Linked DNA regions of Homo sapiens: regions 1 and 2 are each linked to region 3. The links are chromatin loops, found by intact Hi-C in ENCODE. Cell type or tissue: PC-3. All regions are shown on one strand. Links, peaks and the distances in the headings refer to the core of each region. The heading gives the core; the rest is flanking DNA.

What was found. Hi-C counts contacts between places; a loop is a spot of excess contacts. Peaks named below come from ENCODE experiments on the same cell type or tissue, not always from the same donor. Only the 100,000 strongest peaks of a DNase experiment are listed, where the experiment ranks them.
Region 1: a loop joins it to region 3, with 8 times the contacts of the local background. A loop is called at or near these places in 5 of 110 quality-filtered maps.
Region 2: a loop joins it to region 3, with 4 times the contacts of the local background. A loop is called at or near these places in 4 of 110 quality-filtered maps.

What each region holds. Positions count from the first base shown.
Region 1 is chr6:154,287,340-154,298,295 of GRCh38, reverse strand. IPCEF1 (interaction protein for cytohesin exchange factors 1) reads left to right here. Exons shown (of 12, transcript NM_001130700.2): 2 at 8,540-8,583. Among named protein-coding and RNA genes, the nearest start is that of IPCEF1, 64 kb to the left of the region's middle. In PC-3, for the core only: no CTCF peak of the experiment used is centred there; a DNase peak (open chromatin) is centred at 5,225; H3K4me3 peaks cover 1,541 bases; H3K27ac peaks cover 2,422 bases.
Region 2 is chr6:154,453,326-154,464,281 of GRCh38, reverse strand. All of the region lies in intron 1 of CNKSR3 (CNKSR family member 3), which reads left to right. Among named protein-coding and RNA genes, the nearest start is that of CNKSR3, 52 kb to the left of the region's middle. RefSeq lists a silencer at 1,533-1,827. In PC-3, for the core only: a CTCF peak has its summit at 6,076; no DNase peak of the experiment used is centred there.
Region 3 is chr6:154,365,676-154,376,236 of GRCh38, reverse strand. It overlaps LOC105378067 (a long non-coding RNA gene), which reads left to right and starts at 3,524. Exons shown (of 3, transcript XR_007059823.1): 1 at 3,524-4,991. In PC-3, for the core only: a CTCF peak has its summit at 5,515 (motif pointing right); no DNase peak of the experiment used is centred there.

The DNA.
Region 1 (10,956 bases), core at 1,409-9,408, 77 kb after region 3:
TGTTCTCAAAATGTTTTCTTAGAAAAAGTTTTTATAGTTCTCTGAAATTGAGCCAGAGGATCCTGAATCTGACATTTTTTTTTAACTAACAGTGAATTTTTAGTTGAAACAATCTTTGCATTCTGCCATTTATGTAGCTTTTATTTAAAAGAACATAGAAATGCTAAATGATGAAATAAACTATTTTGGATAACCCTACCCATTGAACCTCAAAAGTGTTCCTGACCTTGTTCTTAGAAGCACTTCTGTGCTTTATATGCTGGTTTTCAAACACTGAAAATGTTCATGTGGACTTTCACATTGTTCTGCACCCTGGGACCTCACGCTCAACAGCTGAGATAAGAAAAGAATGCTCTTCAGAGCACTGCGGCTCATTAGAGTGCTGTCCAAAATCTCATCCATGCCTAATAAAGTTAGTGGAATGTCAGGGCCTCTACTGTGATGCAAGGATCTAAATGTGACTTCTCAAGCAGCCAAAATATTAGCTGTCATCCCCGTCCATGCAGAGCTCTAAGACTAGGCCTTGCAGACACAAAACTGTATGTACAGAATGACCCTTGTTATGTTACAAATTTTCAAAATGAATAGAAGAAAGTGGACAGGAAATGCACAATGAGTTCACAGTGGGTACCTGTGGACCTGGGGATGATGGTGATTTTTGTTTTCCTCTATTAACTTTTTCTTTTGCATTTTTAAGCTTACAACAATGCAAATATGCATTTGTAAATGTCAAAGCAACATAGTTTTCTAAAAAGTGGAATAGATGCTGTAGTTATTGGCAGAGCCACAATCAGAGTGAGGACATGGTGACCATGAGCCCTGAATGTAGGCTGCCCAATAGCATTGCCAGACCTGCACGTCAACCTGGGGTTTAAAATATGCTCATGGTAGGGGTGCTGAGTCAGGAACCTGCTACAAGCCAGAAGGACCAAACACCTAGAAAGGTAATGACTTTGGGCTGGGCGCGGTGGCTCACATCTGTAATCCCAGCACTTTGGGAGGCTGAGGTGGGTGGATTGCATGAGCCCAGGAGTGCAAGACCAGTCCAGGCAACATGGTGAAACCCCGTCTTTACAAAAAATACAAACATTAGCTAGGTGTGGTGGTGTGTGTCTGCAGTCCCAGCTACTCAGTGAGGCTGAGGCAGGAGGATCACCTGAGCCTGGGGAGGTTGCAACTGTAGCGAGCCATGATCATGCCAGGCTGGGTGACAGAGTGAGACCCTATTTAAAAAAAAGAGAGAGAGAGAAAAGAAAAGAAAAAAAGAAATGTAATGACTTTGGACCAGTGGGGAAGCAGAGAGAGCAGCGTCATCTTATATCGCACATTTAGGATCTGCATCCAATCCTCCTGACTTCCACTGTGGCTGGGGCCCTGTCAGCCTTTCTCACTTTAATGTTCTTTGTCTGTTTTTATCCAAAACCGTTGAGGATGATATTCTCTTTTTTTTTCTTTTTTTTTTTTTTTGAGACGGAGTCTCTCTCTGTCGCCCAGGCTGGAGTGCAGTGGGGTGATCTCCGCTCACTGCAAACTCCGCCTCCTGGGTTCACGCCATTCTCCTGCCTCAGCCTCCCGAGTAGTTGGGACTACAGGCGCCCGCCACCATGCCTGGCTAATTTTTTGTATTTTTAGTAGAGATGGGGTTTCACTGTGTTAGCCAGGATGGTCTTGATCTCCTGACCTCGTGATCTGCCCTCCTCGGCCTCCCAAAGTGCTGGGATTACAGGCGTGAGCCACCACGCCCGGCCGATATTCATTTTAACAACATTTTAGGTGGTACATACGTTTTGGTCAAGGAGAGATACAGACAGAGTTTTTCCTGGGTGTTGGTAGTTGCCAAAAATGAATCTCTAGCCTGGGAGTTTCTAGGGCATGCGGTGGAGTTGAGGGTGGGCTAAACAGGTGAAAAGATGTGGCGCTGGCCTCTAGGAGAAGCAGAGAAGGCAACGGTGGATCCGAGAAGTGACTTTTGTGTTTCACACTCCCTTGTCTTCTTTACATCCTCTTCTTATAGCAGCTCTTCCCCTGCCTCTGGTGTTCCTGTCCTCTTGGTGCCCTCTGGGTGGTCAAAACCCAACAAGAGCACCCCTTGGAATCTGCTTGCCCAAAAGGGCTCCTTTCCCTTCATTCCTGTTTTGTTCCTTTCTTCCCTATCTCCCTGTGCTTCCTTTATCCTCATGAAATGTATGCACAGAGCCCACAGCATATTTAGACTCAGAACACTGAGAAGTTTGAGAGTAGTAGCTGTCAGCTCCTTCATATAGCTAATAATTTGGGACTAATATTTTGAACAGTGTCAGGGAAGACAGTGTGCTAACATGACCTGCTACATTAGATGGCGGCCAGCCAACTGCTAAGAGTGTGTGTGTGTGTGTGTGTGTGTGCGTGTGTGTGTGTGTGTACGCATGTGTGTGTGTGTGTGTGTGTGCGTGTGCACATGTGTGTGACAGGCAGTCACCTCCTGGCTGTCAGAGAGCTCCAGACAGTTCAGGACAGAGGCATGACCAGGAGTATTGCAAGAGTCCCAAAGCCCTGGGCAAGAGAGGCTAAATTTCTCTGCAGTTTTAGCTTAGACATGTACAGACTTAGCTGATGGACTCAGATCCACAAAAGGCTGGACTGGAGGGAGAGCCATGGGGCTGCTGGCAAAAGCCAAGATGAGCCAAGAAGTCTAGCAGTGTGGGAAGAGGCAGCAGATCCTTGTGCAGGCGTCGCTGACCTAGACCCCCTGTGCTCTCTGTTCCCCAAGCAATGCTCACAGCAAAGTGTGTGCCACTATGGAAAGTCCTCATCAATGAGCAGAAAGAGGTGTGTGTGTGTGTTGGTGGTGGGGTGCGGTGAGATGGGGGTGTCCAGAGGAGGTTGGGGGCAGCACGGCAGCCACCCGTGAGCAATGGAGTGGCAGCTGCCAACAGAGCAGTCAACAGCAGCCACAGCGGCAGATGCCAGGGCAGTGGTCTTCATTTGTAAGAACAGCACCACCTTCACGGGGTTGCTGTGAAAATGAATACTTAATGCATGAGCAGCATCTAGCACATGACTGTACAAATTAAATAATCAGAGCTTAATAAATGTTGGCTATTAGTATTTTTTTTTTTGAGATGGTGTCTCACTCTGTCGCCCAGGCTGGAGTGCAGTGGCGCAATCTCAGCTCACTGCAATCCCCGCCTCCTGGTTTCACGCCATTCTTCCGCCTCAGCTTCCCGAGTAGCTGGGACCACAGGGGACCGCCACCACACCCGACTAATTTTTTGTATTTTTAGTAGAGACGGGCTTTCACCGTGTTAGCCAGGCTGGTCTCGATCTCCTGACCTCATAATGTGCCCGCCTTGGCCTCCCAAAGTGCTGGGATTACAGGCATGAGTTACCACGCCCGGCCAAGTACTTTTTTTAAAAAATAATTTTTATATTTTATTTTTTAAAAGAGATGGGGTTTCACTCTGTTGTCCAGGGTGATCTTGAACTCCTGGTGGTGTAGGACTTTCTCCTTAGTTCAGCTAAAAGCCAGGTTCTTGTCACACAACCATGAAAGATTAGGCTCGCAGACACTTTGAAGGGTGAGAAGGGCAGGGTTTATTGGGCAAAAAGGAAATAAAAAGGGAAACAGGGACTCTCAGCAAAGTGAGAGTTCTGCTGGTAGGCTTCCTGCCTCATAGGTTGAATTCCCAGTTACCACCCCAGAACAGGGGAAGCCAGAATCCTCCGCTCTGCAAATGGTGTGAAATTCATGGCTGCACCACAGTGCACACACCTCCCTGTGCACAGGCCAGTCGAAGGTTCTCGGGAAACCCCTTTATACTTGGCTGTCTCACTGGGGTCAAACAATCCTCCAGCCTTGACCTCCTAAAGTGCTGGGATTATAGGCATAACCTATTGCATCCAGCCTCCAGTACTTTTATCATTGGTGTTTCTGTGAGATTTCCTTACTTTTACCTACTTCTACTTATTTTCAAGTGGTTACATAGTTTGATTTTACATGATATAATAAAAAGGATTCGGCCCAGTTTTTGTTTTTAAGCAGATAAATTGCTTCTTAGGATGTATTTTAAAGGGTTAGATTACACCTGAAGTGGGTTGAACTTGAGCAAAGTTTTAAAAATAATTGTGTCTCAAAGTTGAATAAAAGAATTGGGCCCCAATGTCATTCTTTGCTTTAAGAGGATTGTGAGAATAACTAATAACAATTAGGAGGTTAATATATTATTGAAAGTGGTAATTTTACCAGTTTTGAACTCATGTTCAAAGACATAATTGGAATAATTTTCAATAGACATCAGTCTTTATTTCTTAGGAAATTACAGTGATTAAATTAATGGCAGGCAGCCTCTCTTATTATCTGAAGATAATAGGAGTCTGTTGAGGATTAGTGGGGAAAAATGAATGATACATGTTCTATTAAAGACTTCACAGTTGAAACATTTCTTGCTGCTCCCTGTCTTGCCCCAATTTATATATTTAAGCACAATCATCAGTGCAACTTCCTTTACTGTATTTGGCCTAAAAAATAATTCAAATGAAGAATAAGAATAATGCTTTTCTTGGGATTAAAGTAGAGAGTTTTCTTTTAGGGGGTGCATAATATGCCAATTCAAAAGAAAGTCATGTAATGCTCGAAGAGCTCTGTGGAAGTGGAAAAGATAGTTCATTTTTTTCTCCGGGTATTTTTCAGGAGTCTGTTCCTGCTTCTTTATGAAATTGAACACTGGACAGTAACAATAATATCACACTCATTATTCAGACATTTTAAATGGCTCTAATTGCTCTTTTGCTTTGAAGTGAGATATTCAGATCACTGAATGTTAGAGAAATGGTGCATGGATGAAGCAGTAAATGGATCTTGATCTGTTATCTTAGCTTGAGGCTTAGTAAAGTGGTTTTTGTCAGTGGACAATTGCAGCCTATTTTCTTGAAGATCTTTCTATACTGAAAGTGATTGAGATGGTACATCTGAGTCTGATGCCACCCAGATAAGCATCTGCAGTTGCGCTGACCTGGACTTGGGTTGTATTGCTTTTTAGATTTCAGTATCACTCTAAACCTTGTCTGGCTTTTGCCAGCTTCAGTACCCTTGACCTATAGGTTGGGAAACCTGTTTGTTTCTCTTTCTGGCTGGAATGTCTATTTAGAGATTCATGTTATAAGTTGTGACTCAAGTTACATACACCGATTCCCAAACTTTTCTTGACTTGATTCTTAACTAAACAGCACTGCGATTGTGAGGCCCCCACGGCAAAAAGTAAATAAGAAAAACTACCTAATTTAATATGCTGGAAAGTTTTTGTAAACATACAGATGACTCCTTCAGGAAATACTGTTTTCATTGCTTTGGAATGTAGGAGGAAGTGACATAAGATCTTGTTCTGGGGAGAAAGAAAGAGCTGGTATATCATTAGTTGCACCAAAGCAAAGGCAAAAACATGAAGAAAAGCCAATCACTTTGAGTGTTAGCTTACTCAATACAGCTAATACTCATTTATTTTAACATATCGCCCACTTTTAAGTTAATACCCATTTTTTCCACTGTTTCTGGTTTAACTCTTATAATTTGAAATAATTATGGTTGAAAAAATGTTTAGATAAATCATGATACCTCACTACCTTGTAGTTTAACACAACAAAATAAGAACTGTAAGGCAAAGAGTTTGGACAACAGGGAGTACAGGTTACAAAAGAGAAAAAGGGATCTAGATTTATTTGACCTGAAAATAGAGTTTCTTACTCTAGGGTGATTTTTACGGTAATTCTATACTTAAATTTTGGCCACTGAGCTAGACTTGCTGGTTGTATGAACTTGGATAAAATTCTATTCAAAAGAGGAAAGATGACCAAAATAAAAAACCTACCTCATGCGATTGTAGCGCAAATTTCATAAATTAATCCATATCAAAGCATTTTGTAAATTGCAAACTGTGACACTAAATTTAGTTTATATGAGGCAATCACTAAGTGTTACTAAGTGATTGAAAGAAAATATTAATCCAACCTGTTATGTGGTTTTCCTAATGTATACAAAGAAGGAAAGCATTCCAACCTGTGAGTACCTCTGCCAAAAATGTTTAACTTAGTTGTGAAGGAACAGTCAGTCAAATCCATATTGAGGGGTGTTAGGCAAAGCAACTGGCCTGGACTCTACAAAAACATGTCCTGAAAGGTAAAAGGAGACCGTAGACATGCCTTGGTGATCCCTGATTAAATCCAGGATTTAAAATAAAATATAACAAATCTTCCACACTGAAACAGACATCAGTGATACAATTGGAACATTTGGACTGTATAGTGATTGCATTTTGTCAATTTAAAATTTCCTGAGTGTGGCCAGGCGCGATGGCTCAAGCCTGTAATCCCAGCACTTTGGGAGGCCGAGGCGGGTGGATCACGAGGTCAGGAGATCCAGACCACCCTGGCTAACACGGTGAAACCCCGTCTCTACTAAAAACACAAAAATTAGCCGGGCGTGGTGGTGGGCACCTGTAGTCCCAGCTACTTGGGAGGCTGAGGCAGGAGAATGGCGTGAACCCAGGAGGCGGAGCTTGCAGTGAGCCGAGATTGTGCCACGGCTCTCCAGCCTGGACGAGAGTGCGAGACTCCATCTCAAAAAAAAAAAAAAAAAAAAAACCTTTCCTGAGTGTGATCATTATTAATAACTATAGTGGGATCATTGCTCTTAGGAGGTACATGCTGAAGTATATAGGGGTGAACCATCTTTATGTCTACAAGTGACTCAAATGGTTCAGCAAAATATTTAGATATGCAGAGAGATAAAGCAAATGTGGAAAAGTGTCATAATTTGGGAATCAAGGTGAAGGCCATCTAGGTGTTCATTGCTACCTATTCCTACAAGCTTTCTATAGTTTTAAACATTTTCAAAATAAAATTTTGGAAAAAAAATTTAAAAAGAAAAAAATCCAAGTACTCAAGTAGATTGAGTTATTAAAATACAGATCTTGAAATATGTCCTTTGCAGAACATGTTTTCCTACAATTTTATTTTTCTGTGAGATGCAAATATATAGATTTTAAAAAATAAAAATCTGTGTTTTTATAAATGTATGCTTTTAGGCAATGAATAGAATTATTGTTACTAATTTGAAATATATTCCCACTGGGCTGGGTGCAGTGGCTCATGCCTGTAATCCCAGCACTTTGGGAGGCCGAGACGGGTGGATCACGAGGTCAGGAGTTCAAGACCAGCCTGACCAACATGGCAAAACCCTGTCTCTACTAAAAATACAAAAATTAGCCAGGCGTGGTGGCAGGTGCCTGTAATCCCAGCTACTCAGGAGGCTGGGGCAGGAGAATCACTTGAACCTGGGAGGCGGAGGTTGCAGTGAGCTGAGATTGTGTGTGCCACTGCATTCCAGCCTGGGCCACAGAGTGAGACTCTGTCTCAAAAAAAAAAAAAAGGCAATATATTCCTACTGGAAAAATTCCAGGAAAATAGATAGAAGTTCTCAATCTATGTGCACATCTTTCGTGGTATTTAAAAGTGAAGTAAAAATGTATCATGGGGTGTGTTCAAAAGGATAAAACATTATTTTTACTGTCCTCTTTAGAAAAAATTAAATGTTGAGGATCTCAGTTTAATGATTTTTTGATAATTTGCTACCCAGATCTTCTTTCCTATGAGAGAAAACTTTTGTTTTCATATTTTGAGAGAGACAGTGGGAAGTTATTGTTAGCAGAGGTGAATCTGTGCAGGTCTGCACCAACTTGATTCTTGCCTCCTCGAAGGAAAGAATTCAATTGAGGGGCATGACTTAGAGTGAGAGACTGAGGCAAGTTTTTGAGGAGTGAGAGCTTATTAAAAAGTTTTAGAGCAAGAACAAAAGGAAGTAAAGTACACTTGGAAAAGTGCCAAGCGGACAACTTGAGAGATCCAAGTACCCTGTTTGATCTTTGACTTGGGGTTTTATACATCAGCATGGTACAGGGGTTTCTGTCTCTCCTACCCTGATTCTTCCCTTGGGGTGGGCTTTCCGCATGTGCAATGGCCTGCCAGACGTTGGGAGGGGAGCATGCTCAGTGTGTTTGCTGAAGTTGCATGCATGCTCACTTGAGGCATTTTTCCCTTACCAGTCGAGTGTTCCCAGAGGGAGGTCATATGCTAAACTCTGCCATTTTGCCCTTTAGTACACATACTTGGGCCCATTCGCCATCTCCTGAGATCTTATCAGGAAGCTGCTGATCACCAGCTTCAAGTGTTACTTATCTAATGGGAGACTGCCTGTCCCTGGCACCAGCTGCCACCAATTATTATTTTAGAGAGCCAGTTTAACAACTACCTGACCATCCCCTGGTGGTTTAACATTGCCTGACATTCCTGGGTGGTGGTGGTGGTGGGACTTTCCTGAACTGTTTGTGTTTGCCTAGCTGTCTACCCTAACATTATCACGATGATCAACTTACTGTTCTGTTGCTTATTCTTGGGGTTGATGTGGTGGGATTCTGATTTTAACCCAGGTGATTGAGTCCAGGCAGAAATCTCATGACTCACTTTTTTTTCCTCTCTCTCTCTTTTTTTTTTTTTTTTTTCCATAAAGGTCAAAGGCAACAGAACTGGACCAAGAAAATTCATAACTTTTTGGTATGTAATTGAAAATTCTTTGCAACGAATTCTTTCTCTTTAGTGATATTTATGACTTGAAAAGCTTGAGTTTCACTTTGTTATTCTAGTTTGTGAATCAAATTAGTGTAGCCTAGGTATGTTTATCCCTAGTCTAGGATTTATGCAGAGGGAAGTTGATAGCATTACTGACTATCTTTGGTCCTCCGAAGATTATTTTTCAGTGGGAGAATTAAGTAATTTATTTATTTATTTATTTATGGGTTGATTTTTTTTTTGCTTCTCTAAGAGTAAGGAATATACCACGACTATCAAAGTACTTTATAACTATAATTATGTGAAGAGTCTATTTTACAAGCAATTGCATGTTTAGATGCCCAAGTATAAACTGAATGCTCTAGAAATGGAGTACTTACTGATTTAAATTTACTAATAATAACAATTAAATATTTATATTTAATAATTATAGTAGAAGAGTAAAACAATCTGAAGATGTCCCCACCTCTAAAGTTTATAAGTTTACTCCTAATGATCTAGGAAAGACTGGAGTTGAATACCTGTGTAATTCTTCTCATTATTACTCTGATTTTCTATTATAAAATGATTTTAAAAGAATTATATGTCTTAGCTCCTCACTGAGGTATACATCTTTTATTTGGTTTAACTCTTGTTTGTTTGTTTGTTTTTGAGACAGTGTCTCACTTTGTCCCCCAGACTGGAGTGTAGTGGCATGATCGTGGCTCACTGCAGCCTTGACCTCCCAGGCTCAGGTGATTCTCTCACCTCAGCCTCCCAAGTATGCCACCATGCCCAGCTAATTTTTAAAATTTTTTGTAAAGAGGGGGTCTCGTTATGTTGCCCAAGCTGATCTCTCACTCCTGGCCTCAAGTGATCTTCTTGCCTCGGCCTCCCAAAGAACTAGGATTATAGGCGTGAGCCATTGTACTAAGCCTTAATTCATTTTTTTCCAAAGATGAAACACAACTTTAAACTTGCTGGGGAATTCAAAGGAAGCATTCTTTTTACAGTTTTTTTTTTTTTTTTTTTTTTTTTTTTTGTTTTTTTTGTTTTTTAGACAGAGTCTTGCTCTGTCTCCAGGCTGGAGTGCGGTGGCACGATCTCGGCTCACTGCAACCTCGGTCTCCTGGGTTCAAGCGATTCCCCTGCCTCAGGCTCCCTGGTAGCTCGGACTACAAGCGCCTGCCGCCACACCGGGTTAATTTTTTGTAGTTTTAGTAGAGAAGGGGTTTCACCATGTTGGCCAGGATGGTCTCGATCTCCTGACCTCGTGATCTGCCCGCCTCGGCCTCCCAAAGTGCTGGGATTACAGGCGTGAGCCACCGCGCCCGGCCGCCCACAGTTATCTATTAAGGACACATCTTTCTGTGACTGTATAGATATAACTGAAATCCTGGTAATTTTTCAGAAAGTATTAGCGTATTAACTTAAATGCTATTATTTTCTATGACCCAGACAATAATCACTATTGTCCTCAGTATGTAGTTTCTACCATTTCCAATTATGTTACAACTGTCTTTGAAACACTGTTAGTCATAACTCATTAGTCACCATTGTGCTTTTTGGTGACCATTGCCCTTCTCTTTCTTTTTCTGTAGTTATTAAAACCCGTTGTCCTGGTTGTCCAACTCATGGACATACAAATTAGCTTTGGTGCATACCTTAGCTGTATAGACGTCTTCTAAGACATAAATTCTATTGTTTCAACATGTATATAAAAGATACGCATTTACTGATGAGTCAGGCAGTAAGATGTCTGCATTGTCTTCTGCAGTAAAGAATGCTTTATTTACCATAAAATTTGATGTTTTGTTGAGGAATTTTAAGTGATGCTTTTTATATTCATATTTTTCATTGATGATATGCAGAACTGGTTACCCTAAGGTATTGACAAAAGTGGGTGATTTTACTATCTTCAAAAGTTGTCAAGTATGTTTTCTAGTATAACACTTCTGGCTCTCAGATTAGGGACCTCCCCATCACAGTGGGCATCTAGTAAGAGCATGGCTTGTTATAAGAAGCTGTGTTTGTTGGAAGACTGAATTCGATGAACTTTATAGTCTCTTGTAATAAAATAAGAGATAGCACAATGGTACAAAGGGGAGGCTCTGAGCTCAGAGGGCTGGGGTTTGAATCTTATCTCTGACACAAATACACACCAATCTGTATGACCTTGGGCAAACTGCTTAACCTTTATGCACTTCGCTTTCCTCATCTGTTAAATGGAGACAGTAATAGCACCCATAGCTGGTGTAAGGATTTAATGAGTTAATATGAATATAGCTCTTAGAACAATATCTGGTGCATTGTTAAGCACTTAATAAATATTAGTTATGATGGTGTATTAGTCCATTCCCACACTGCTATAAAGAACTA
Region 2 (10,956 bases), core at 1,668-9,667, 89 kb before region 3:
ACTGCTGTCCCTGCTGTGACAATGTGCAGTGATCACAGGGAGGCTTTCACCCTCCACCCTAACAGTCAGTCCCAGCTGAGCCAACCCAGGATCTGGTTTTCTGTATATCAGATGCACGATGCACACAACTGTTTTATTAAGCATGAAACAAAACCAAGAAGTATAACAGTGCTTTACAGTTCTTCTCTTAATTCTGGCCTCGTATGATCTTATCATGTATTAACCTCAGAAACACTACTTTTGCACATGTCAGTTAACTGTACACAAATAGTGCCAATTCCTGCCCTGTTGATGGGAGCTGGCTTTGCTATTAGAGGACTTTCTGCTATCGGGGGTTTGGCATGAAGGTGGTGCCTGATTAGTTTGATGATGGGAAAAAACACAGCACCTTAAGAAGTACAGAATCATAGCAACGCAGGGCCAGTGGGAACCACAGGGTCACCTTCCCAGCTCCTGCATTTTACACTGCAGTGAAGAAGCCAAGTGATCTGATTGAGGTCACTTAGCTCATGAGAGCCAGAGCCAGAGGCCTAGATACTCTTCCCTCAGCACAGCAAAAAGGTGACTCTGTAAGATGAGAGGACCCTAGAGATTCATATCAAGCAGCATAGGATCTGGGAAATGTTGTCTTGGCCCCTAGAGTGTAGTGAAAACTGGGTTTTCTGGAGAACAAGAGAAAGCTTCAGTTAAGTCATTCTGGTAACCAGGGCTGGCATCCCGTGAAGCCGCGAGCATAGCAAACTTGTGGGAATTTTGTGTTGAAGAACTCGAAGGATTCTTCCCCTGCCGTACTGCAGGCTGCAGGATTGGGATCTCCTTTTTCTCATTTCCCACGGTGAATACCCCCAGCCCATGTGCCAGTGGGTTGCATAATAAATATTTGGTGATGTATATATGAAAGAAAGGTGAAGCCGGGCGCGGTGGCTCACGCCTGTAATCCTAGCACTTTGGGAGGCCGAGGCGGGCCGATCACAAGGTCAGGAGATATCTCAAGACCATCCTGGCTAACACGGTGAAAACCTGTCTCTACTAAAAATACAAAAAATTAGCCGGGCGTGGTGGTGGGCGCCTGTAGTCCCAGCTACTCGGGAGGCTGAGGCCGAGATTGTGCCACTGCACTCCAACCTGGGCGACAGAGCGAGACTCCGTCTCAAAAAAAAAAAAAAAAGGAAAGAAAAAAAGAAAAAGGTGAGAAGATGAGGGTCAGACAGGTTCACCGGAAAGAATACTGACAGGGTGGGGGGAAATTGTACAACTTTATTGATTTATGCATCTCCAAACTGCAGTCTTCAACCTCAGCTGGACTTTTCCTTCCTTTTTTTCTCTTTCATTCAACCAATCCCAAAGTGCTTCCTCTGTGCTGGGCAGTGCAGGTGGCGAAATGGTAAATAATGCGGCCATGCATGGTCCTGGCCCTCTGTGGCGGGAGGCAGGGGGCTCGCTGCAGCATAATGAACACATAAACAGTCACAGGTTTGGAAAGGCTTGTGAAGGGCACAGCGAATAACAGAATGCTGGGCTCCTTCATATACCGTGGCCAGCTGAAGCCTCCCTGCAGATGTGAAGGGAGCTGAGACTGAGCCATTCTAGGTAGATGGGACCTCACAGGGAAAGGCCTCGAGATAGGAGCCCGAGGTGCTTGGCCAGCATCCAGCATAGTGGTTAGGGGAGAATGTGGCCGGAGATGGAGATGCCTTCAGGAAGATCACACTGGACCTTTTTGGCTGTAGATTTTATCCCCAGTGCAGTGGGAAGCCAGTAGGGCTTGGAGCAAGGGAAGAGCATTGAAGTTGTGCATTAAGAAGGCTTTAAGGAACCTCAAAAACTTGATACTAAGTGAAAGAAGCCAATCACACAAAACCACATACTGTATGATTCTGTTTATGTGAAATGTGCAGGATCCATTATGTGAAACATCCAGGCAAATCCATAGAGACAGAAAGTAGACTAGTAGTTGCTTAGGGTTGAGGGTCAGACAGGTTCACCGGAAAGAATACTGACAGGGTGGGGGGAACTTATACAACGTTATTGTATAATTTCGGGGGGAGGGACTTCTAATGGGTACAGAATTTTCTTTGGTGAGGGGGTGTTAAAAATTCTAAAATTGATTGTGGTTAGGGTTGCACAGCTCTGTGGATATTCTAAAACCTGCTGAATTGTTTACTTTAAATAGGCGAATTGTATGGTATATGTATTATGTCTCAATAAAGCTGCTATTAAAACATTTTAGAAAGACTTTAATGCTGCCTGGCAAACCTGCTCCATTGTCCCAGGCGGCTGTCCCCAGCCGTTTCGGCCCTTTTCCAGCCTCCTTGTATTGGAGCACCCCTTCCTGCCTCCAACTCCTGCCACTTCAGGAAGTAAAAGGCATCGGTTGCGGATAATATGAGATTCCTGCCATCAAACCTCCAAATCTCGCAAGCCCATGCTGGGTTCATGCTCTCCTTTCACAATTCTGGGAAATGGCTTTAAATCCTGACTCTGCCTATTATTGGTTGTGTGACTTTAGGCCAGTTACTTATAAGCTGAGCCCCAGTTTCTTTTATTTTTTAAATAGTAGCGCTTACTATATACCTGGTAATTTTTGTAAGTGCTTTAAGAATATTAACTCATTTACACATTTTAACACATTTAATCATCCAGTTAATCCCATGAGGTATAGGGACTGCTGTCCTCTCCATTTTGTAGATGAGGAAAGTGAGGCACAGAGAGGTTAAGTAATTTGCACAAGGTCACACAGCTGGGAAGTGGTAGAGCTGAATCCAGGCCTTCTGGCTCCACAGGCCATACTGTTTCTCCTGGCCTGTATAGTTGGTGCAGAGCTTCTTCTTGCTTATTTTACAATTGTTTAATCTTCAGCTACTTGAACAGCAACTATAAATTATGCCATTTCCACAATGCATCCCGTGGTGCCAAAAACATAGTAAGTACTCAGTAATGGACTCTGCACATTAACGTACTTAACTGTCTTCCCCTCCACTTATTTCTTCATTGACCACCTCAGACCCCACAAGGATCTAGGTGCCCAGTTGAGGTCCGGGTTCTGTCTTAGCTTTGCCTTTTTCCTGATAGTCTCTGGGATTTGCTTTCCTTACCAATAAACTGGAGATGATGATAACCCGGCCAGCACCCTCCGTGGGGTCACTGCAGGGATCCATGAGCCACTGTGTGGGTGGGAACTTTGTAAATCAAGCCGCCCCCTATTCATGCGGGGTTTTAATTTAATACAAGACCTGGCTGTTTGGACCACGCACTTTGAAATGATGATGGCAGTGTTGGGAGAGGGTTGGCTGAATGGTTTTTCCATGGAAATCCTGATGGCTCAGGTGGAGCAGAAGTGATGGATGTGCTCACCTCCATACGGTAGAACTCGCCCAACTTGACACTCAAGCAATGGGTGCAGCTGTCGCGGCCACTGCATGTCTCTGTGCCGAGTTGGTTCTCCCCCGTGCTAAAAACATAAACTTGCTGTGTGGCAGGGGAGCTAGTTAATTCTACCCTTCATTCAGCGTAAGCATGAACTGAGGATAGTTTTGCCGGTGTTTGGTTTTTAGACCAAATCGAATTTACGGTTTTGGCAAAGTAGGCTGCACTAGAGGAGGCAAAAAGTACAGCTTCCTGGGTAAAATGCATTCCTTTCTTCTGTTTCATATGTGGCTTCTCTCTTCCCCTCCCCTCCCCTTGTTTGGTCCAAGGTCTGTTACAAAATTGGATACAATGGTGTGGTTACTGAATTACAACAAACAACCTTGGAAAGTACATGTTTACCAGAGTATTGCGTAGGTTTTGTGTTCATCCCCACAGTTGTGTTTTTGTCTTTAGAGTCTCTCATTTTGCATTTTTAATGTCTGCTGTGAGATATAGGTATATGCTTTTACACACACATGCACGCACACACACCTTCAAACATATAAGTCAATGTTGTGTTTCTTCCCTGCCCTCAGTATTATCTTTCAAGCTCCTCATACATTGTTTTTTGAGGGAGGAGCAAAGAAGGAGGACTCAAAGGAGAATATTGAGGGCTGCCATTATATTCTGAATTCTGATGATCTCTTCAGTTGACTTAAGATTTGCATGTCGGTTCTTTTTTTGTGATTTAGATCAGCATAAACTTCTCCCTCCAAAAATCCTTTCAGATAATACCAACTTCTGTTCTTTCGCCTGTCCCTGCTCTGGGTGCTTCTCCCTCCATGGCTAGACTTTTTTCAGCAGCTCAGGGTCCCAGGAGGGGGTGGGGGCAGGCTGGGTCCATTTCACAGTCGTCAGAAGTTGTACAGAATCTGTTGGGGTTGGGGTTGAGGCAGCGTAGGCTTGGGAGCCCTACAACTTGAGAGCCAGAGGTTCCTGGTTAAAGTTTTCAGCTGGGACACATTACTTACCCATTCAGAAACCTCAAATGAGGGCAGCCCGTCTGACTGTTGTTTTCTGGTTAACTTGAATCCTTGAGCTAAGGTATTCCTTCTATTTTTACTTTCTTAAATTATCCTGGCATGGATGTGTTTGCTAGTTCCAAATTTTGTTTAAATAATATGTCTTCTACTTATGTTGTGAAACTCAAAGTGTGGTTGTTCGTTGGTTACGTCTTCCGATGTCTTCAGGGTGACCTAAGTCTTAGAGAACATTGGTTACTAACAAGAAAGTTGAGTTTGCTTTGGGAACAAGAAAGCGCTTTAGGGTTGACTGTCCTTCCATTCCACCTGTTTTTGCCTTTTGTAAGAAATTGAAGCTGTGGGCTCATTACTACGTATTTGGTAGCTCTTCAGCAATGTGTAGATCAGCTTTTCCCAAATGGGTAAGAGTCTAAACTTTTATTTTCTCTTCTGCATTACTGTTCTTTCAGCTTGGTACCCCAAAAAATGGCCAGTGGGGTGTCCCTTATCCTCAAAATCAGTCATTCCATTTCAGAAACAAAGTGAAAGAACTTTGCTGGTTGTAAGTTGGGCTTCCCAGGGTTCTTGGTGGTTGGATCTTTATTATGTGTTTGGATTTCACAGGGCCCCTGCTTCCAAGGGAGCAGCAGTTCCAGCTCACAGCTCTGATCAGGGTCAAAACCCGACTTACATGCATCGTCTTTATATGGTTTTTTTCAAGACCAAGTTCATTCATTTGCTAGTCTTTCTTTCTTTCCTTTCTTTCTTTCTTTCTTTCTCTCTCTTTTTCTTCTCTTTCTTTCTTTCTCTCTTTCTTTTTCTTCTTTCTCTTTCTTTTTTTCTTCTTTCTTTCTTTTTCTTTCTTTTGTAGCTTTGAGGATATTTAGGACTTAAGTTTCTGGGCAGCTTATTTCCTTTTTCATTCTCTGCTCTTGTAAGTAAAGGTAACTTCTGAGTAGCTCAAACATATGTTGGAACTATGGATCTTTAGACCTGAAAGAAGCACGGCAGCTTTCCAATCCAGTTTTCAGACATTATGTTTCATCATGGTCCCCGTTCTTCAAATTAAATTTAACCACAAACCTCGAAGGATGACTGATAAAATCAGAGCTGCAATTAGTAGTGTGCGTGGGTGTCAGTTCTAATGGAAGCCTGCTAATCCACTGATGGGAAGCCTGAGAACCAGAACTAAGTGAGTTAGCCAGTGTTACTGGGGCAGGACAGGGAGTACAGCCAGGAGGAGAAATTGGGCTCATTTAGGTAGAAATCAGATTAGTGGCAGCTGGGGACGGGGCTGTAGGGAGGGAGTAGGCAGCAAAGGGGCCCGAGGGAACTTTTTTTGGGGGTGATAGGAATGTTTCTATCATGATTGTAGTGTGGTTGAATGACTGCCTGTTTGTCCAAGCTCACTGAGTTGTACCCTGGAAATTGGTGACTTTTAATGTCTATAAATTATGCCTCAAGAGAACTGACAAAAAGAAAATAATAAAGTGGCTCAAAAGTTGTAAGGAACCTCCTAAAACATTCAGGTCTTTCATTAGGGGAGGGGGGAGCATTTTCTATGGTTTTAAATTCAGTGTAACTGTATGAAATGATTCCTTAAAAAATACAACAAAAAAAGAAAAACTCACATTCCCTTAATTCCAGACTAGACTGGTGGAGTCTATTTTTCTGGTCGGCAGAGGTCATCATCACTCTGTACTCATCGCTGCTGTCAGTTATACCAAGGGCCTGTAAACCTGGGCCAGGTAGTAAATATTTTAGGCTCTGTGGGAGAGCCATACGTCTCTATCACAGCTATTCAACTCTGCCATTGTAGTACAAAAGCAGCCAGAGGCAATCTGTAAACCAAGGAGTCATGGCCGTGTTCCATTCAGACTTTGTTTGCAGAAACAGGCAGCTGGCAGGATTTGGCCTGGGTGCTGTTTTTGCCAACCTGTGCGTGACATTTTTGTTACTTTTGGAGAAACTCAGCAGAACAGGTGCTTACTGTGTCCTCACCAGTAGGGTGAGTTACAGGATGATGGGACTGCAGGGAGGTTTGGAAGAGGACGGGTCCCAAAGGACTTGAGATGCTGTGTTGAGCTAATGGACTGGGATCTGTAAAGGACAGGATGGTTTTGCTCAGATGGAATGATAGAGGATGAATTAAGAGGAAGAAGGGAGTGAGCATGGCCACCACTTTCTAGGTTATTGCAGAAATCCGGGCAAGACATAAGTTCAGCTGTGACAGTGACCACGAGCAGAAGGGGACATGGTGAAGGGATACTCTGCAGAGACAAATGACAGAACAGAATGCAGAGAACGCCTGTAGCTGGGATTACAGGCCACCACGCCCGGCTGTTTGCATTTTTAGTAGAGACAGGGTTTCACTATGTTGGCCAGGCTGTTCTCGAACTCCTGACCTCAGGTGATCCACCCACCTTGGCCTCCCAAAGTGCTGGAATTACAGGTGTGAGCCCCTGCATCTGGCCCACTGCTGGGTTTCAAACATAGTATTATTGAACAACCTCAAATTGCTATATTTAAATCAACTCTTTATCAACTAGTCCTGAAAATTAAGGCCTACAGACATCAACAAAACGAGCGACAGAAGAAAGGCATTTCCAAGTGATGTAACTGGGTGACTCATCTCACGAAAGGGCACTCGGAGGCCTACCAGTAGACCACCTTTCTGGCTTTTGGCATGCCCTGACATCAGCCTTGCTCCCTCCATTAATCATACTACGCTCACATAGAAGCCAAAACATGTCACGCTTCTGTTTGAAAGCTGTCTTTTTGTTCTTAGCAACATGTCATGTTTGGGGGAAGTTATAATATACTGGCCAGTGGTGTCAGTAAGTCGGGAAGGCTAAGGAGCTTTGATGTCAGGTCTTTACCATTTAATGTTTTTCAAAGTATTGGGAATTCTGAGAATATTGTGGTCAGGTGTAAATGTACCCCCCAAATCCTGTTTCCGTCCCTCTGGTTCAGATAATAATAAGCTGACCTACCCCTGAACCCCGTCTCCTTTGTAATGGAGGTCGATTTCCAGTAGAGAGTATCTTACATATAGTAGTTGCTTCCTAAAGTTTGTTGAATTAAATTGAATTTGTGTGAGTCTGTGATGATTCTCCTCGTGGAAGAGCATAGTCTACCAAAATCCTGTTGGAGCAAATTTTTGCATCACATGTCACTTTTTTTTTTTTTTTTTTTTTTTTTTTTGAGACAGAGTTTCATTCTTGTCACCTAGGCTGGAGTGCAATGGCATGTTCTCAGCTCACTGCAACCTCCATCTCCCAGGTTCAACTGATTCTCCTGCCTCAGCATCCTGAGTAGCTGAGAATACAGGGGCCCACCACCAAGCCCAGCTATTTTTTTTTTTTTTTGTATTTTTAGTAGAGATGGTGTTTCACCATGTTGGCCAGGCTCGTCTCGAACTCCTGACCTCAAGTGATCCACCCTCCTTGGCCTCTCAAAGTGCTGGGATCACAGACGTGAGCCACCGCGCCTGGCACATGTCACTTGTGATTCTTAAAAGTCTTGAGTGAGATGAGAGTCTACAAGCTTTAGCTAAACTGATTTCTGAATTTAATCATTAAAAAAACAAAACAAAACAAAACAAAAACCCAGAAAACAAAAAACAACCTGAAAGCACAAAACCCAACTCAGGTGAGAGTACTCAATGCAAAACATTGGAAGAACCACTCTGGGCTCCTGTATTTGAAGAATTGTAGCTTCTGCCAACTTGAGCTTGCTAAGCTGGAAGCAAAGCCACAGAAGGTGTGGTCTGTGGGACACTTTCCACTAAAGTGGTCATGATGACCATTTGCTTTCTGGGACCTAGTTCATCATCTGATTTTACTCTTTTACAGAAAATGAGAATAGCCATAGTTTTTTGTTGTTGTTGTTTTGTTTTTTGTTTGTTTTTTTTTGCATTGGGGCATTTACTCTAACTTCTTAGTCTTCATGTATATAATCCTTTCTACACTTAGGGGAGATTAATTAATTAATAAAAATTCTTAGTACAAGGCAGGTATCTTGTCAAAGACTGATACTGAGAGGCTTGGAGTTTTATTTTGTTTATGATATTTCTCTTTGTGCAGAAATGACCTCCTTTAATCTTGAAATGTTGAAATGTGCAGCAAATATCTGTAACTGATATCACAATCAATAGTTTAGTTGCTTATTTGTATAAGAAAATAAAAGCAGGCCAGGCATGTTGGCTTATGCCTATAATCCTGGCACTTTGGGAGGTCGAGGCAGGTGGATTGCTTGAGGTCAGGAGTTCGAGACCAGCCTGGCCAACATGGTGAAACCCTGTCTCTACTAAAAATACAAAAATTAGCTGGACGTGTTGGCGGGTGCCTATAATCCCAGCTACTTGGGAGGCTGAGGCAGGAGAATTGACAAGAGTGAAAGAAACTCTGTCTGAAAAAAAAAAAGGAAAGAAAATAAAAGCAGATGACTTCTGTGCATTGGTGTGATATTAATATTTATGTGGAGCTCTTTGTCTTTCTTCTTGCCTCATGTGTTTATTTTACAAATATTTATTGAACACCAGCAATGTTCTCCACACCAGTGGAGGAAGTAGTGAACAAAACAAAATCACTATTTTTTTTTTGGTTTTTTGAGATGGAGGCTGGAGTGCAATGGCATGATCTCGGCTCACTGCAACCTCTGCCTCCCAGGTTCAACTGATTCTTCTGCCTCAACATCCCGAGTAGCTGGGATTACAGGTGCCTGCCACCACGCCTGGCTAATTTTTTTTTTTTTTGTATTTTTAGTAGAGATGGGGTTTCACCATGTTGGCCAGGCCTCGTCTCGAACTCCTGACCTCAAGTGATACACCCTCCTTGGCCTCCCAAAGTGCTGGGATTACAGATGTGAGCCACTGTGCCCGTCCAAAGTCACTGCTTTTGTGATGCTTACGTTCTGATATAAATCATAAAAATTTTTTAGGTGAAACCAATGATGATTGCAGGCTCTCACATTTGGGAACACGTTCTGGGAAAGGTAATAACATAGCCATCTAAGCATTTGGGAGTTTCTGTGTCTCTTTAGCAACTTTTATTCTCTTTCAAAAATTTTATTATTATTTTTTTTTTTTCTGCCAGGTATAGTGGCTCACACTTGTAATCCTAGCACTTTGGGAGGCTAAGGCAGGAGAACAGCTTGAGCCCAGGAGTTCAAGACCAGCCTGGGCAACATAGGGAGACCTCGTTTCTACAAAAAAATGAAAAATTAGTTGGGTGTGGTGGCACACACCTGTAGTCCCAGCTACTTGGGAGGCTAAGGCAGGATCATCACTTGAGCCCAGGTATTCAAGGCTGCAGTGAGCTATGATCGTGCTGCTATGCTGCAGTGAGACCCTGTCTCAAACAAACAAACAACAAATTTTTTCTGTTAATAGAGATGGGGTCTTGCTATGTTGTCCAGGCTGGTCTCAAACTTCTGGCCTCAAGCAGTCCTTTTGCCTTGGCCTCCCAAAGTGCTAGAATTATAGGAGTAAGCCAGCATGCCCAGCCAGCAACTTTTATTCTGAACATTTAGAAAATTGAGGACCTGAATAAATCACATTTTAAAATTTAACTAAATTTACAGAGTATTTACTGTGTGTTCCATGGTGTTTTAAGTTCTTTATAAACATTAACATTAAATTTTCATTACAGTTCTATGTAGTGGGTAGTATTAGTATTCTCATTTTACAAATGAGACAGCTGAGTAACTTGCTCCAGGTTACCCGGTCAGTAAGAAGGGAGACTGGTATTGGATTGCGGGCTCTTATCTCTCTCTCTCTCTCTCTCTCTCTCTCTCTCTCTCTCTCTGTGTGTGTGTGTGTGTGTGTGTTTTCATCTTGCATTTGGGATTTCCTTGAAGGTTTAGGATTATATGCAGCCAGATTTCATGACAGTAGAGTAGGTCTGGGCCCTGTGGCTCCCTTTCTGTGAGAATTTCTTCTCTTTTTCCTTCACATTTAATTATGTGTTTAATTTGTATAAATGGAATGTGTTTAATCTAATTTTACTGAATTGTGTGTTTCTCTTGGTCCTGCTAGACTTTCTGTAAATTGCTTGAAGCAAGAAACTGGCAGATAGATCCATCTGACAAATAAGTAAAAGAATATGGTTTATTGCAAATTCTAAGACTGTTAGATCAGTTTACTAGAAATTGAGGCTTTTCCCTCCTTTGTGGGACTGCGTAATAGTTTAATTTAGCTGTTTATAAATGTTTAATTGTATTCTAAACAATAGGACTGCCGAACAATAGGTCATAATGTATTGGAATAATAAAACTCTGGGGGGTGACACTATTTAAAACCTAGCATATTCAATATATGTGTGCCTTGAGGACAAAGTCTTCAGGCTACAATACATTCTATTCTTATGTGGGCAGTAACGTGATTTTTCTGCTTGATAATTCTACATCTCAGGGAACTTGTGATTATTTGAGGTTACAATGCTTCTATTCTCTCATAATCCTCAAGGAGATTCTGGTTAGTTTCTCAGAGAAATGCTCTGTATTCTTCAATTCTCAATCTCTAATCATTTGTTGCCTGCATACTGTCTAGAACTCTCACCATTCCTCCCATCTCAGCCTTTTCAGT
Region 3 (10,561 bases), core at 2,347-10,346:
AACTATGCAGGCTGGGCGTGGTGGCTCACACCTGTAATCCCAGCACGTTGGGAAGCTGAGGTGGGTGGATCACCTGGGATCAGGAGTTCGAGACCAGCCTGACCAACACGGTGAAACCCCGTCTCTACTAAAAATACAAACATTAGCTGGGTGTGGTGGTGCATGCCTATAATCCTAGCTACTTGGGAGGCTGAGGCAGGAGAATTGCTTGAACCCGGGAGGTGGAGGTTGCAGTGAGCTGAGATCACGCCATTGCACTCCAGTCTGGGTGACAAGATCGAAACTCCATCTCAAAAAAAAGAATTATGCGGAGTGTGACCTGACAATAAATGACTATAAGATACAAATGGATTCTATTTCTTAAATTTTGATAAAGACTTACTCATACAATAATGTCTTAATTTTTGATAATGACTTAATTAATAAGGTATGACTTAATCAGACAATAATGTCATCTATATATTATCTTAATATAAATTTTAAAATTTATTTGCAAAAAGCTATCATTACTGATAACCTTTTTTTTTTGTTTTTTGAGACAGAGTCTCGCTCTGTCACTCAGGCTAGAGTGTAGTGGTGTGATCTTGGCTCACTGCAACCTCCGTCTCCTGGGTTCAAGCGATTCTCCTGCCTCAGCCTCTCTAGTAGCTGGGACTACAGGTGTGCACCACCATGCCTGGCTATTTTTTGTATTTTTAGTAGTGACAAGGTTTTGCCAGGTTGGCCAGGCTGGTCTCAAACCCCTGACCTCAAGTGATCTGCTCGCCTTGGCCATCCAAACTGCTGGGATTACAGGCATGAGCCACCACACCTGGCCTCATTATTGACAAACTTTTTATTAGATTAATTAATCTGTGGCCGGATGTTGTGGCTCATGCTTGTATTCTCAGCACTTTGTGGGGGCTGAGGTGAGAGAGTCACTTGAGGCCTGGAGTTTGAGACTAGCCTGGGCAACATAGTGAGGCTGCAGTCTCTCTAAACAAGCAAACAAATAAATAAATACACATACATACATACATACATACACACATACATATGCAATCTCTGACACAATTTCTCTCCAAACTTTTTCTTTTTCTGGGTAAAAAATCATCCCAATAGTATCTTCCTACCTATACTCTTAATTTCAAAAGTGGTGGTGAAACTTACAAATATGATCTTAAATTTACATTCAACTTCATGTTAATTTATCCCTAAATGCATTTTGCTGTCAGTCATGGCCTTTTAGTTATAATCTTAGTATGGACTCAGTGTCTCAAACAGAGCCTTTGTCTTCCTTCTCCCAGTGCCTGTGAAGTTCTCTTTGGAAACTCCTGCCAGGGGCAGGATATGCTGGGGCATTCAGGAGAGGGGCTTACACCCTGCAAGAGGGCCGTCTGTTGTTGACAGCACAGCTCTGGGGAACCCATATACCCTTTGGTGGAAACAGAAGTTTGACCTCTTACTCAGTGGTGGTGCTTGGGTGTGTTTCGTGAGCATAGGCATGTACCTGTTTCCTTCCCTCAGAATAGAGTAGCCCAGAGGTATCTGAGGATGAAAGCAGGGAGTCTTCAGAAACATGCTCTGGTATTTTTTTCTCTTTGAAATGCAGAAGTTAGAGCAAAAGTCAAATATGTAAAAACAAAACAAAACAAACAACAACAACAAAAAAACAGGGCTATATTGACCCATCGTGAGGATGTTGATGATAAGGAAGGAGGAACTCTTTTTTTTTTCTTTTCAACTTTTATTTTAGGATCGGGGGTTACATGTACAGGTTTGTTACAAAGGTATATTGCCTGATGCTGATATTTGGGGTAGGACTGAACCTGTCACTTGGTTAGTGAGCCCATAGAACCCAATAGGTAGTTTTTCAGCCTTGCCCTTCTCCCCATCCTGTTCTTGTGTTCTCCAGTGTCTATTGTTCCCATCTTTATGTTCATGTGTCTAGCTCCCATTTATAAAGGCAAATAGGTAGAATTTGATTTTCTGTTTCTATGTTAGTTCACTTAGGACAGTGGCCTTCAGCTGCATCCAAGTTGCTGCAAAAGGACATTATTTTGTTCTTTTCATGGCTGTATGGTATTCCATGGTGTTCTTTTGTAAGGCTGTATAGTATTCCATAGGTTTTTAAAAATCCATTCCACTGTTGATGGGCACTGGGTTGATTCCACGTTTTTGTCATTGTGAATGGTGCTGTGATGAACATATGGGTGCATGTGTCCTTTTGGTAGGATGACTTGATTTTATTTGGGTAAATAGCCAGTAATGGGATTTCTGTCAAACGGTAGTTCAATTCTTAGTTCTCTCTTTTTTTTTTAAGTGTAAGCAAGTTTATTAGAGAAGTAAAGAAATAAAAAAATGGCTACTACCTAGGCAGAGCCACGAATTCTTAGTTCTTTGAGAAATCTCCCAACTGCTCTTCACAGTGGCTGGACAAATTGACATTCCCACCAACAGTGTGTAAGTTTCCCCCTTTCTCTGCAGCCTCACCAGCATCTCTTGTCTTCTAACAAAATAGCTTTTTAACAAAGACATTTCTGACTGGTATGATATGGTATCGCATTGTGTTTTTGTTTTGTTTTGTTTTTGTTTTTGAGACGGGGTCTTGCTCTGTCACCTAGGCTGGAGTGCAGTGGCATGATCTCGGCTAACTGCAACCCCTGCCTTCCAGGTTCAAGTGATTTTCCTGCCTCAGCCTCCCCGGTAGCTGGGATTGCAGGTGCATGCTACCACGCTGGGCTAAATTTTTGTACTTTTAGTAGAGATGGGGTTTCACCATGTTGGCCAGGCTGGTCTCGAACTCCTGACCTCAAGTGATCCGCCCCCCTCAGCCTCCCAAAGTGCTGGGATCACAGGCATGAGCCACTGTGCCCGGCCTCATGGTGGTTTTGATTTGTATTTCTCTGACAATTAGTGATGGTGAGTGTTTTTTCCTATGTTGGCCACATGTATGTCTTCTTTTGAGAGGTGTCCATGTTCTTTGCTCACTTTTTAATGGAGTTATTTGTTTTTTGCTTGTTAATTTAAGTTCCTTATAGATTCTGGATGTTAGATCTTTGTTGGATGCATAGTTTGCAAATACTTTCTACCATTCTGTAGGTTGTCTGTTTACTCCTTTGATAGTTTCTCTTGCTGTGCGGAAGCTCTTTATTTTAATTAGGTCCCACTTCGCAATTTTTGTTTTTGTTGTAATCGGTTTTGAGGACTTAGCTATATAAATTCTTTGGCGAGGCTGATATTGAAAAGAATATTTCCTAGGTTTTCTTCTAGGATTTTTATAATTTGAGGTCTTACATTTAAGTGGGAGGAACTTTTCTAAGTGAGACTTCATTAAAGACTGAGTCTCGCCCTGTCGCCCAGGCTGGAGTGCAGTGGCATGATCATAGTTCACTGCAGCCTTGAACTCCTGGGCTCAAGCGATACTCCCACCTCAGCCCCCTGAGTAGCTGGGAATACAGGTGCTCACCACCATGACTCGCTCATTTTTAAAATTATTGTAGAGACAAGGTCTCGCTATGTTGCCCAGGCTGGTCTTGAACACCTGCCCTCAAGTGATCCTCTTGCCTCGGCCTTCCAAAGTGCTTGGATTACAGGCATGAGCCACCACAGCTGTTCAGCAATTACTGACAGTTAACTGAGAGTTAAATTACTTTAAGTCCTGGGTTTTTTTTGTTTTTTGTTTTTTGTGGTTTTTTTGGCCATACTTGTAGGGGGTGCAGGGGGCGGGGCGTTCCAGGCTCCAGTCCCTTTCGGGGTATGGCCTTCTCTTTCTTCTCTGCTGTCTGGCTGATGCAGCCTGCATGAACCATGAACTTGACTAGTTTGGTTCTGACTCTCAATTTTTATTTCAATTATCATTAACTTATAAAAATCTTCCCCCTTATTTGAGTAAGAGATGTCATGTCAAAAAAAAAAAAAAAGTCGCAGCTACATTTTAGCTCATTTCAATCTTTGCTGCTACCTGGATTTCCTGGCTTCTTGACAACCCATATTTAGCACATATTGAGGCTGTAATTGCATAATCATGGAAAGGTCATAGGTGAACTTTTTGTGCTTCAGAAATTTCCTGAATTACTAGCTGTGTCTCAAAAGGAATTGACAACTTGCATTTTTAGCAAGTATTACAATTTGAATATACCACAATATTATTATAAACAATTAAAAATCCTAAGTAAGTCCAAACAAGAGAGTAGCAAAGACACAAAAGATAATAGGCAGGACCTGTGTAAAAGGGAAAATGAATGATGTTACCATTATGATGCTATGACCATTAGTTCGGTCAGTATTTTATAAGGTGTATATTAGCAGTTTGTAAAGAACTGCTGTTCTGGTATTCTGGTATTCCCAAGTAGCTTAGAGAGGCTATTCTACAGCTATTTCTTCAAGAATGACAGTTTCCAGCCTGTCTTTTTAAATGTCAGAAGAAGTGTCTGATGTAAAGTAGGAATTAGGATATGAGAATCAGAGTCACGTAGAGTTTCTCAAACAAGACCTCTAAGTCTTAAGCAAGAATCGGCATATCAGTTTTACAGATGGAAACATCGTAAGAGCCGTTTGTTTATACTCGGCATAATTAGAGATAATTACGTGTTTAACAATCTTTTAAGCTCATCCTCTGGTTTGTAAGGAACAGAGACTCATGTTAATTACCCAGAAAAAGGAGGCATATTGCTAAGCCACATAAACTAGAACAAGAGCAGAAATGGCATCAGAATGAATTGTGCAACCCAGCTCTCTACTTCTCTCTGACATGGACATCTCCGATTCCCCCTCCTCTTTACTTCTATCCCTAACCCCAACGCCTGATACAGGCACAGAAAACAGCAGTCAAACTAATGTCAATATATGATGTGCTATATTTGCTATCTGAAACAAATATGTACATTGCTTTCTGGTTTTTGTGTGTGACTTGATTAGGCTAAGTCGGCATCCCTGTGGACAGAAAATCCCAAGGCAGAGACAAAATAGAGTTTCTGTGCCTGCAAGGATGGGCCTGCCCCTGGACTGTGGTGAGTTTACACTCTGACACCAAATAAGTTATCCTTCTTGGCAGCTACTGGCCTTTCAGGCTGCACCAAGACAGACAGCACATCATTTTGTTCAAACTCCTGTGTCAGGGAGGCATCTATACATGCCCGTTATATGTGGTTAAATTTTAAAAATATGTTTTAGTTCTTAAAGACATCATCTTGAGTTACTTTGAAAATGACCTTCCCAAATGTCATACCCCTTTGACTGTCAATAAACAAGGCAACACTGTGTCTGTAAAGTTGAAATGGAAAGAAGCAGAAGGAAAAAATAACGAATTTCTATGGTGAAGCTCACAAGTATTTTTACTTCATTTTTCCTGCTTAGATATAAAAATCCTGTTAATTACTCCTCTAAACCTCAGCTCCTTGCTGTTCTGATGTGGGTCTTGGATACATTCCATAGCGTTCCTTATGCATCGGAGGCTGGAACAGAACAAATGAATGGAAGAAACTGTTGTGTCCTTGTGCTTCCGGGCTCCAATGATAACATTTGCCACTTGGTGGCAGTGATCGGTTTAGTCCAGGCTGAGGAGTTCATGTATTTCCTCTGTGATGTGCCTTTTAATCTTAGAAAGCTATTATTATAAATATGATTCATGTGTATTATACATGAATTAATTTGCCAGATAAATGGGCTTTCTTACAAAACTACCCACAGGTAGTGGGTGAAGTCCAATCAAAATAGTCCCTCACAAACGAGAACTGAAGTAGATCAAAGATAATAGGATCCGTTTTTTTTCAAATCAGTGTCTATTATCACCAATTCTGTTCAATAAATGTTTCAGCAAATATTTCTAACGGTGCTGTGCTTGGCTCCCAGGGAGTGATAGATTTGCTTTTTAAAGAGATTGCACAGCCTCTTGGAGGGAGGGGTGGGGGAAATTCACTTGGAGGTGGGGAAACTACCCAGGATGCTATTGCAATTCTGCCAAAAATGAGGCCTGAAGGTGAAGTGAGGCGGCAGGATGGGAAGAAGGAGAGGAGTCTGAGAAATATTAGATAGTTATGGTGATACATCTTGGTGATTTATTTGTGAGGAAAGTAAAGGATCTGGAAAAATCTAGTGTCTCCTCTGCTTTGACTCCATTGATATGAACTGAGCTAGGGATTTGGAAACATTATCTTGTCTTACATTCTGGGGCTTGACGATATCCAGCTACTCATGGACTGTCCAAGCAGGTAAGTATTATGAACTATTAGAATTAGGTAAGGGGAGAAAGTCTGCCCTGGTAGAGTGCTTGTAGGCCGAATAATGCCCCCCTCTACCACCCTGGGAAGATGTCCACATTCTAGAACCTGTGACGATGTTATTTTACATGGCAAAAGGGATGTTGCAGATGGAGAGACTATCCTGGCCTATCCCAGTGGGTCCAGTGTACTCACAAGGGTCCCTGTAAGAGGGAGGTGGGAACATCAGGGTCACAGGAGGAGATGTGACAGGCAATGGAAGCAGAGACCGGAGTGATACGGTGCCATCGGCCATGGCATGCGTGCGGGTAGCTTCTAGAAACTGGAAAAAACAAGGAAATGGATTCTCTCCTGCTACCTCCAGGAGCACAGCCTTGCCAGCCCATTTTAGACTTTGACTTCCAGAATGGTAAAATAATAAATCTGTGATGTTTTAAGCCATTGGTTCCCAACCTTTTTGGCATCAGCAACTAATTTCGTGGAAGACTATTTTTCCACAGACGAGGGTGGAGGAGATGGTTTTGGGAAGGTCGGTCTCATTACATTTATTGTGCACTTTATTTCTATTATTGTTACATTATAATATATAATGAGATAATTATACAACTTGCCATAAAGTAGAATCAGTGGGAGCCACGAGCTTGTTTTCGTGCAACTAGATAGTCCCATCTGGGGGTGATGGGAGACAGCGACAGATCATCAGGCATCAGATTCTCATAAGGAGCGTGCAACCTGGATCCCTCACATGCGCAGTTCACAATAGGGTTCTTGAACCTATGAGAATCGAATGCCGCCACTGATCTGACAGGAGGTGGAGCTGAGGTGGTAATGCCAGCGATGGGAAGCGGCTGTAAATACAGATGAAACTTCGCTGGCTCACCCGCTGCTCGCCTCCTGCTGTGACACCCTGTTCTAACAGGCCAGGGACCAATACCGGTTCGTGGCCCAGAGGTTGGGGATGCCTGTTTGAAGCCACTAAGTTTGCAGTAATTTGTTGGAAGAGCAATAGGAAATTAATACATATCCATTTACATCTTTTTCACTTCTTCCATCTTTACCGTTTCAATAATATTTATGAAGTGCCTACTATGTGCTATGCATTGTGAGATACCTTATGAACAAGATACTGACTCTCACTTCTAGCAGTTTACAGTGTAGGTGGAATTATAATCATGGAAATACCTCAATTTACAATATAGTAAATTGCTGGAACTGTAGAAATTGAAGGAGCTGTGAATAATTCCTCTTTACTTTTTGATGAATCTTTGATCTATAACACTTTGACTTCCTGTTAAACTAACCCTAGCTGCTAGTAACATCTTGAAAATCTGACAAATCATCTATACTGGAAACGCCATTCCAGATACGTACTTGAAAATATTTTCAGCACCTACTTCATTTACCTGTTTCCGATTCTTTGATCATCCAGTTTGTGCAAGTCTCTTCTTACCGTGCCTAAAGGATGATTCATGTTTGCAGGTTCCTGAAGTGCCTGGCTGGTGGCATTTGTGGTCTAGAAGGTGCAGGGAAGCTGATCCTCTTCTTAGGCCCTGTCAATGTGCACGCTCACTTGATGGTTCCCTGGGAGTGCCAGTCTACAACAAGCACAATCTTGTCTGGAAACGTAGATGCTGGGGAGAGAGTGCTTAGCAGAACCGCACTACATGTTGTAAGAAGGGATACACTAGGAGAAGCCTGTATGAGTGACAGATGAGATCCCTGCTGGCCAAAAGGCTGCTTCACTAACAAATTACAGCCTGACTCAGGGCTCATAGGTGTTGGTTGGGTCTTTACATCACCAGCAGAATCTTAGCTCAGTGATATCCTCAAGACCAAGGGAGGTAAAAACAGTCCAGATATTGCGCACCCCTGACATGGGGGTGGTCTTCTGATCATCTCCGAGTAAGGCTTGATTCAGAAATGGTAAAACAAGGATCTTACCCAACAGTATTGCACACTCTCTGGGATTTATTAGCCAACAGGTCAATGTTATGCAACAATCCATGCTAAAATTGCTCCAGTTACTATCTCATTTACTGAAACAGAAAGTGACTCTTTTAAACTTTGGCATTCTTGGGAATAGAGATACATTAGGCTGATACAATAACCCAGTGATATCAGAATGGAGCTGTTGTTTTTCCTAATAAGTGTATGAGGGGCAAAACATAGAGGAACACAGAGGAGGAAAGACTAAAATTTGTACTCTAGTCTTTAATTTTGGAAAATATAACGAATTCAAACAACATTCCTTGGCCATAACGTGCCATACATACTTTGCACCTGGAGGTTTAAAGTTTAAAAGAAAAGAAAGTCCTTGCCTTTGAGAATCTTGTTCCTTTTAACAAAAAGAATATTTCTGCATAGAGGAATGATAGAATGTTAGCAAAATACGTGATGTTCAGAATGCTTTTTCTTCAAGGAGGCTGGCATCCTACGCAACTCACTTTCATACTCCTGAGCTGAACACTGGGGTGAGTCTCAGCCTAGCCCTCAGCTGCCCTTACGTTTTAATTCTCACTTCCTGCTCCTTCATGTTAGCGTCAATTTTCAGCCAATGGTTCTCAGTGCTTCCCTTTCCATCATCAAATATATTTTGAAACACCCTCTTTACTATTTTGAAATAAAATTCATAAATAATATAATCTGCCGACATACAAACCAAACAACAACAACAACAATATAGTGAGATATAGTAATTTGGCTGAAAGCACGAGGCCTGGAGCCGGCCTGGCCAGGTTTGAATCCAGCCTCTGCCGTTTACTACCCATAGGATCTCAGGCAAGTGACCTCTCTGTGCCTTACTTTTCTCATCTCTGAAAAGGGGGTAACAATAGTACCTGCCTCATAGAGTTATTGAGAAGATAGGTAAGCAATATGCACAGCTTTTAGAATGTGTCTGGCACATAATATGCATTCTATATCCATTAGCTCTTACTGCTCTGAATAAAATACAAGGACAGGCTGGGCACGGTGGCTCACGCCTGTAATCCCAGCGCTTTGGGAGGCCGAAGCAGATGGATTACCTGAGGTCAGGAGTTCAACACCAGCCTGGCCAACATGGTGAATCCCCCAATTTACTAAAAATACAAAAATTAGCCGGGCGTGGTGGCGGGCACCTGTAATCCCAGCTACTTGGGAGGCTGAGGCAGGAGAATTGCTTGAACCCCAAAGGTGGAGGTTGCAGTGAGCTGAGACCATGCCATTGCACTGCAGCCTGGGCAACAAGAGCAAAACTCTGCCTCAAAAAAAAGAAATATATATATATATATGTGTGCGTGTGTGTGTGTATTTATATATATAGGAGAAATAAAAGTCATTTAGTAATAAAATAATATCTACAGTATTTTAATGTATAAATGCTTAGGCATGACCACACTAGGAAAACAAATGAAATAGTCAGACTCTAATTTATAATGCATAAGTTTTGATTTAAGGCTAAGATAATATTCAACTAAACATTGGTGATACTTCTAAAAATTATTGGCCAGGCGCGGTGGCTCACGCCTGTAATCCCAGCACTTTGGGAGGCTGAGGTGGGTGGATCATGAGGTCAGGAGACCGAGACCATTCTGGCTAACACGGTGAAACCCTGTCTCTACTAAAAACACAAAAAAATTAGCTGGGCGTGGGGGTGGGCGCCTGTAGTCCCAGCTACTCGGGAGGCTGAGGCAGGAGAATGGCATGAACCTGGGAGGCGGAGCTTGCAGTGAGCCAAGATCAGGACACTGCACTCCAGCCTGGGCGACGGAGACAGAGTGAGACTCCATCTCAAAAAAATAAAATAAAATAAAATAAAAGTAAAAAAAAAATTTAGCATTTGAGGTAACATTTAACTAACCGTATTCATATGTACATGTCAAATCACAGCAAATGTGACAACTACTATCATGCAGATTGTTACAAGACTCATACTATAATCAGGGCTATCATGCTAATGTGATTTCTGAAATGGTCAACAATTCTTTGTAAATTGCCAAACAAAACAAATTTACAAGATACATTTTAAACTATGAAAGTAGCATTCCTGGAACAATGTATATATAGTAAAACGATGCAAAAAGACTTTGTTTCTAGAGTCAGTTAAACCTTCCATACTATTCATATTACGCCTGACCCTTGAATCATATGGGTTTGAACTGTATGGCTCCCGTTAGAGGCAGATTTTTTTTCTGTGAAAGTTACACTGAGTGTGCCTTCCTCTCCTGTCTCCCTTTCATTTTCTCAGCACTTCCACCTCTGCCACCCTGAGACAGCAAGACCAACTCCTCTTCCTTTTCAGCTTATTCAATGAGAAGATGATGAAGATGAAGACTGTTATGATAATCCATTTCCATGTAATGGATAGTAAATACATTTTCTCT